2 separate regions of the Homo sapiens genome follow, and region 1 is linked to region 2. The links are chromatin contacts, found by Hi-C or POLR2A ChIA-PET in ENCODE. All regions are on one chromosome and are shown on one strand. Each heading gives the region's core, a stretch centred on a gene start or an enhancer-like site at or near the end of the contact. The rest is flanking DNA. Distances are from core to core; before and after follow the strand shown. Region 1 holds the start of MICALL2 (MICAL like 2). Region 2 holds the start of TTYH3 (tweety family member 3).

Evidence for each region. Hi-C counts contacts between places; a loop is a spot of excess contacts on that map. ChIA-PET counts read pairs that join two places held with the same protein, here RNA polymerase II (POLR2A). Pooled maps may share reads with other maps.
Region 1: a loop to region 2 is called in a map of CD4-positive, alpha-beta T cell, with 5 times the contacts of the local background. The contact joins the promoter of MICALL2 here to the promoter of TTYH3 in region 2. A Hi-C loop is called at or near these places in 1 of 168 maps with a recorded cell type or tissue (CD4-positive, alpha-beta T cell), 2 of 37 single-sample maps with no recorded cell type and 10 of 50 pooled maps. POLR2A ChIA-PET finds 5 or more read pairs at or near these places in 1 of 52 experiments (PC-9).

The regions. Positions count from the first base shown.
Region 1 is chr7:1,458,111-1,461,695 of GRCh38, reverse strand. MICALL2 (MICAL like 2) reads left to right here and starts at 2,226. Exons shown (of 17, transcript NM_182924.4): 1 at 2,226-2,512. The coding sequence starts at 2,370. It overlaps MICALL2-DT (MICALL2 divergent transcript), which reads right to left and starts at 1,777. Exons shown (of 2, transcript XR_001745046.2): 1 at 1,429-1,777. RefSeq lists enhancers at 469-763, 300-851, 852-1,403, 2,827-3,549, 3,550-3,585 and a silencer at 1,734-2,453.
Region 2 is chr7:2,630,068-2,633,324 of GRCh38, reverse strand. It overlaps TTYH3 (tweety family member 3), which reads right to left and starts at 1,339. Exons shown (of 14, transcript NM_025250.3): 1 at 1,047-1,339. The coding sequence starts at 1,169. RefSeq lists enhancers at 1-450, 1,183-1,914 and a silencer at 989-1,398.

The sequences.
Region 1 (3,585 bases), core at 977-3,476, 1.2 Mb after region 2:
AGGAGGAGGGGCGGGTGCTGGGGGCCGGTGCGGGCGCAAAGCTCTGGGGTCAGCGTGGCAGGGTGCGGCCGGGGAGATGCAGCGTGATAAGCCTGCGGAAAGTCTGATAAGCAACCTGGACTTTATTCGAAGGACAGCCTGGGAGGCTCCCGGCAGGGGAAGGGCTTGGTCAGGCCTTCTAGAAAGATCCCTCGGGCTGCTGGGGAGGGTGGACTGTGGTGGCTGGAGGGGCAGGAGGCAGCCCTGTGGGCAGAGGCGGGGGGACAGGTCGTCTGGATGGGAGGGTGGCAGCCGTGGGCAGTGGGGAGAAAGGACCATTTGTTTGGGGGTGTCCTGGCTCCTGGCTTCGGGGACCCTGGAGGGACATGGTGTGTGAGGTGCTGGTGGGCAAACGTCACAAATGCTGCCTCCCAGCTCACTGGTGCCAGAGGGGGGCCGCGCAGGATGGGCCACGGGGTGACCAGTGAGATGGCTTTTTAAGTGTGCAGTGGTAAAAGTTCACGATAAAAGTGAAACCCAGGCCACCTCCCACACCACTCCTTTTAAGGGAGCTGGGCCCTAACGCCTGTCCACCCCTGTGTCCCCCATCCCCCACTAATTCCCCCCGCCCACTGCCCCGCTGCTTCTGCTTCTTGATCTCTCCCTTCTTTTCCAGCTCTTCCGGTTCTCCTAACCGTTGCCCTGGGAGTCAAGAAAACCCGGTGCCAGGACCGGCTCCGGCTGTGCTGGCACGATATCCCCTGACATCCGCAGGTCAGGGACTGTGGCGGAGCAGCGGTTAGGGCCAGCCACATTCCCAGGCCACAAGGGCTCCCTGCCTAGCAGCTGCTTGCATGCCCCTGGTGACGGGGAGCTCACCACCTACACACAGGCCTCACTGACACTTAGGCAGCTGGCCATGAACACTACGGTGTCTCACCAGGGACCAGCCTCAGAAAAGATCTGGAACAGCACCATTGGCTGGGGTTGGAAGACCTCAGTTTCTCCTCCTCCCAAGGGGCACAGAGAAGCTGCCCTGACTCCCTGCCAGGGGCTACTGCGGGAAAACACCTTCCTTCCTGCAGGCCCTGCCCAGACAAGCCCTGGCCCCACAGCCAGGAGGGTAGGCCCCCCTCACATGGCTGGTGTCAGTGATTCCGCCCTCGTCCAGCCCCCGTGGCCACAGACAAGGTTCCCCAAGGATAACGGGGCCAGGGGCCAGTCTGGGATAATTTAGGGCCCCAGCAGAGGGACTTTCCTTATTTCTTCTGTCACAGCTCAAAGTGGAAAATTGGAACTACCCTGCAAGTCAGCCTGAGGAATCTCCTGCCCCAGGAACAGATCCTGCCCACAGGCCCCCAGAAGAAAAGCACAGGCCAGCTGTGCAACTCCGGCTCCACGGCCCCCTTCCTGGCCTCAGTTTCTCCTCTGGCAATGCCCAGGCCTCACCTCTGCCTTGCCTGGAACCCCCGCTGGCATGTAGCGGCCTGGAAAGAGAAACCAGATGCGGACGTCCTTTGAAACCCTGAAACACAAGGCGCCTCCTGCTCCCCGGGAGGCCGGGCTGCCGAGGGCTGAGGCCCTAGACAGGGCAGGGTGTTCGAGCCTCAGTGTCCCCGTTTGTCAACGGCCTTTCCTGCCTCTTCTCCATGGCGGTGGGGTGAGATGGTGGTGGGAGGTGGGGCGGCGAAAAAGAAAATTCCAGGTCTCCGCAGGGGTCCAGAATGGCAGGACCCCCAAGCAGACCGCGCCCCTTCACCGGTTGGGGGTCTCGGCCCTCAGCGGCGGGGCGGGGCCTGGGGAGGGGCCAGGCGGCGTGGGGCGGGGCCTGTCGGGCGGGACCTGACAGCGTGGGGGCGGGACTTACCAGGAGGCGGGACGTGCCTAGGGCGCGAGCCCGTACTGGGGCCGGGCGGCGTGGGGCGGGGCCTCTCGGGAGGCAAAACCTGGAGGCTGGGGGCGGGGCCTGTCCGGAGTCGGGGCCTGCCTGGAGCGGGAGCCTGTGCCGGGGCCAGGAGGCGTGGGAACGGGGCCTATCAGGAGGCAGGACCCGGCGGCTGGGGGCGGGGCCTGTCGGGAGGTGGGGCCTGCCTGGGCGGGAGCCTATGCCGGGGCTGGGAGGTGTGAGGACGGGGCCTATCCGGAGGCAGGACTTGGCGGCTGGGGGCGGGGCCTACAAGGAGGCGGGGCCGGCGGGGGCGGGGCCGGGCTCGGCTTCTCTTAGGGACCCGGCACTCGTCGCCCTCAGTCCGGCTCAGCTGGGGCTGGGCGCCGTGGGTCTGGCGGTTCCGTAGCGGTCCCAGCGTCTGTCCCGCCGGCCGGGCGGTCGCGGCACAGCCGCGGGAAGGTGTCGGAGGGCGGTTCCGCCGCGCGGCGGGCGCGCCGCCCACATGGCGGCCATCAGGGCGCTGCAACAGTGGTGCCGGCAGCAGTGCGAGGGCTACCGCGACGTGAATATCTGCAACATGACCACGTCGTTCCGCGACGGCCTGGCTTTCTGCGCCATCCTGCACCGCCACCGGCCCGACCTCATGTAAGTCCTGCCTGGCGCCCTTTGATTCTTCTGCTGTTCGGCTGCGCGCTGACACGGGCGGGGAAACTGAGGCCCGGGCGGCTGGGGGATGGGGAGCCGAGGCGTGGGACTGGGCAGGCACAGCCCACCGTGCAGCCCCCCGAGGCTGTCCTCAGTGGCCTCAGTGTGCCCGGACACCGAATGCAGCTGGGCCAGAGCCATGGCATCCCCCGCCCGCCGGCTGAGTCAGACGTGACTCAGGGCGGCTCCTGGGCCCTGGCTTCAGTCCAGTCCCCCTCTGTGTCCCTGGGAAAGGCCAGCAGAGCTGCCTCTTTGGGCCCTCCGAGGCTCTCACTGCCCAGGGGCCTGGCCACCAGATGGGGTCCCTGGATAGCCCTCGTATGGGCACTGACCCTCCCCCAGCCTGTTCAGGCCCCTGGGGGGATGTGGCCAGGGCCACTGTGGGGGAGCGGCCAGTGCAGGGCAGGAAGCCCCCAGACCCCAGGTGCTGCTGCCAGCCGGGCCTCTGAGGCCCCGGGTGATAGGGCCCGAGATGGAGAACAGCCCCCATCTCTGGGAGCAGCAGGAGGTGGCAGGGGTTGAGGACTAGGCTGTCTCTCCCCAGGAGGGTCTTGGCGTGTGTAGCTGGGCAGCTGGCCCTGCCCGTTGCTGAATCTTGGCCCGAGCCTGGACCTGCTCCATTGTTTATTCACTCAGCAAACGCTCTTTGGCTAAATGACTGGGACCAGGCTTGCTGGGACAGAGATCTGTGTGTCGGGGCTGGGGGCCAGACGCTCAGGAAGGGGGGCCCTCAACGGCCACCTGCAGCCCAGGCACCTTCTGGGCAAAGCGTTCTCCTGAGTGTGTTTTTGGTGGGAAGGTCTCGGGGTTGGGAGGAGCCACAGGCAGCACCTGGGGCCTCTGTCAGGCCGCAGCTGTGCAGACCAGAGAACCGAGGCTAAGAGGAGGGGTCCTTGCTCAGGTCACACAGCCCCAGCCCGTTGCGCAGATCCGGGGCTCCTCCCCTGTGCCCCTGGACACTGTCCTGCCAGTCCCACTCTCTGCAGGAAGCTGGGGTCTTGAGCAACAGCCTC
Region 2 (3,257 bases), core at 90-2,589:
TCCAGGTGCTAGGCTGCCCGCGGAATACCGGATTCCCAAGCCATTTTGATAAGCAAAGCCATCCCCACCCCACCATGGGGCTCTGCCATGATCCGTCCAGAGAGAAACTCCGGGTGACCAGGGACCCTGGTCACGGGGCTTCTGGAATCCGGATCTCTAGGCAGGAAGGAAATGCCCACAGCTTGGTCCCCTGCCCCGCACTCAAATGACAGTAGCTTGGCGATGGGGGTGGTGCTGGGGCCTGGCATGATGCCAGGCTAAGGGCTCCCCTGGGAGAGGGCTGCAAAGGGCCCCCAGCCGCCCCCCAGGTCTGCCTGGGCTCAGCCGCTTCCAGCCTCCCTGCCTGAGGCCCACGGTGCTTCCTGGCCGCCGGGCCTCCCTCCCCCGGGGGCTACAGGCAGCCTGGTCTCCCACGGCCACACACGGCACCCTGTGTACATCCCACAGCCTGACCGCCAAGCAGGGGGTCATTACCGGCCACAGAGGGCTGGCGGCGGCCCAGGCCATTCACCCACTGGAAGCCTGGCAGTGGGATTCCCCAGTCGGGGGTGAGTGGGCGAGGAGTCTCTGCCTGCCTGCACCCAATGTGCTCAGGCACCCGCTCTGATCTCAGAGCCTGGGGGTCATCTGGGGAGGGGTCTCTGCTGGGACACAGCACCAGGCCGCCAACAGTGATGGTGGAGAGGCCCTCCACTGGCCAAGGGGGCTCACGGAGTGGGGAGAGGCAGCTCCATGAAACCCAGGGGCCTTAGTGACACCAGAAGGGAAGGCCAGAATCGGGAGGGGGGCCGTGGACCCTCACTGGGGGTTGGAGGGTATTTAGACCTTTGAGGAGGAGGCCATGACCCTGGAAGAAAGGGTCCTAGGACTCAGAAGGGACCCTCGAGAAGGAAGGAGGCCGGTACCTGCGAGGAGGAGGTGGCCGTGACCCTGGAGGGGGGGATGAGGGGTCTTTAGGCCCTCGGGGATGGGGGCCGTGACCCTGGGAGAGGAGGGGGCCGTGACCTGGGGTCCCTGACCCCGCGACCCCGAGAGGCCCATGTCACCTGCTGGTAGTCGGTGTCCTCGGGCCGGAACTGGCTGCTAGTGGCCTCCCAGCTCAGGTCGAAGTGGGGCAGCCGGTGCAGGAGGCTCACCCACCAGGGCGCCGCGTAGCTGACCCCGGCCATGGCGGGGCCCGGCCGCCTCCGGATGCGCGCGGCCTGCGCGGGGCTCCCTTGCTGGCCCGGGGCGCGGGCTTCAGGGACCCGTCGACCCCCGCCTGGCCGCCCGCATCATCCGCGCGCTCCTGGGCCCGGCCCGGCCCGGCTCGGCCCGGCTCGGCTGCGCTCGGCTCCGCTCGGCCGCCCGCGCCCGCCGCCTCTTTGTTCGCCGCCGCCGCCGCCGCCCCCTCCGCACCCCCGCCCGTCCGCCCGCCGGCCCCGCCCCCGAGCCTCCATTGGCCCGCCTCCCGCCAGCCCAGCCCCCGCGCGCCCCGCCCTCTGTCCCGCCTCTTACCCACCATTGGTCTATCCCCCGCCGATCCCGCCCCACAGCGTGCCCCGCCCACTCGCTCCTGAACCTCTATTGGTCCTTTTACCTGATGGTTTTGCCCCTCCACTCGCATCCCCGCCCATTACCCAATGGCCCCGCCCCTCCACGTGTCCCCGCCCTTCGGCCCCGCCTCTGTACCGTCATTAGTCCGCCGGCAGAAGCTCCGCCTACTTCCTCGCCTTCTTGGAGGGACGCCTGGCCCCTAAGGCGCTGGAAGACCGACCCTCAGCGCTGTAAGACCCGGGCCAGCCAGTCTTTCCACGTGGCCGTGGGGGCTGGAACCCTGGCTGCATATGCAGCTGCGCTTCATTCCATGAATTCGCTCTTCGTTTGGATCTTTGCATGTTTCTTATTTGACTCGAGGGTCCGGCCTGGTGGGCTGGGCTGGTCTTGGCCTCCCCATTGCACACACAACAGCCCACAGCCCGCAGCGCCCAGCAAGGCACCGAGTGGCCTATCTGTACAATGGACATGATCTGGATTCAGGGCCTGGCTGGGGCACCTAGAGCTGTGTGATCTGGGGCAAGTTACTTAACCACTCTGTGCATCGGTGTCCTTGTCTGTAAAAGGGGATGATAAAGCTACGAGTGTTGGCAGGGCGTGGTGGTGGTTCATGCCTGTAATCCCAGCACTTTGGGAGGCCGAGGCAGGCGGATCACCTGAGGTCAGGAGTTCGAGACCAGCCTGGCCAAAATGGTGAAACCCCGTCTCTACTAAAAATACAAAAATTAGCCAGGCGTGGTGGCGGGCGCCTGTAATCCCAGTTACTCTGGAAGCTGAGGGAGGAGAATTGCTTGGACCTGCGAGATGGAGGTTGCGGTGAGTGGAGATTGCGCCACTGCACTCCAACCTGGGCAACAGAGTGAGACTCCATCTCAAAAATAAAAAAAATTTTTTTTAAAAAGGTACGAGTGTTAAGTGGATCCGCAGGTAGATTCAGTCCCCATCCGGCCTTCCCTCTGGGGAAGGTTGAGTCTTTTGTCAAGACCTAAGATGAAGACGGTGCCCTGTTCTGGTGTCCTGGGGCCTAAAAATTCAGGCACCTGCCAGAGAGGGCCCATCATGGGCTTTGGAGCCACACAGCCAAATTTCCTAACAGGGCCTCCCCATGCCTGTGCCTCCTCCTTTGCTAAAGGGGAGATGGGAGCTGCCAGAGCCAGGAGGATGGACATAGTGCGTGCTTGGGCCCAGGTGCACGCCTCCCTCCGCACTCTAGGGCAGTGGGTGCATCCTGGCTCTGCTTCATCACCTGGGGCCTTATTCCTGGACCTCCTGTGTACTGAGAAACAGGTTTCCACACCCGGGCTCCACCATCTGCTGTGCCCGACTTGGCCAGCTCTGTGGGCAGGCAGGCCGTTCCTGGCAGGAAGAGCTCTTTGCAGGCAGGGACGGTTCCGGGCAGTGTCTTCCCAGGAGGCCTGGACTTTGGCTCATTGACTGCCCTGACTCGCCTGTTTTCCTGTGATAGGGCACCGGGCAAGAGGGACTAGCTGAGCTGCGGTTTCCACCCGCTGGATAACTTGGAGACACCACCCAGCTGGGAAATAACAGCCAGGCAGAAGGGGGGAGGTCGCATTCTCCATCCCTAAAGGCCGAAGAGCCAGAAATTTGGGGTGGGGTGGGGATACTGGCTCAGGTTCCTCTCTCTCCAATGCCAAGGATGGTGGGAGCTCCAGGCAGAATGAAGCCCCCCCCAACCCCCTAAGACCAAGGCTACCTACTTG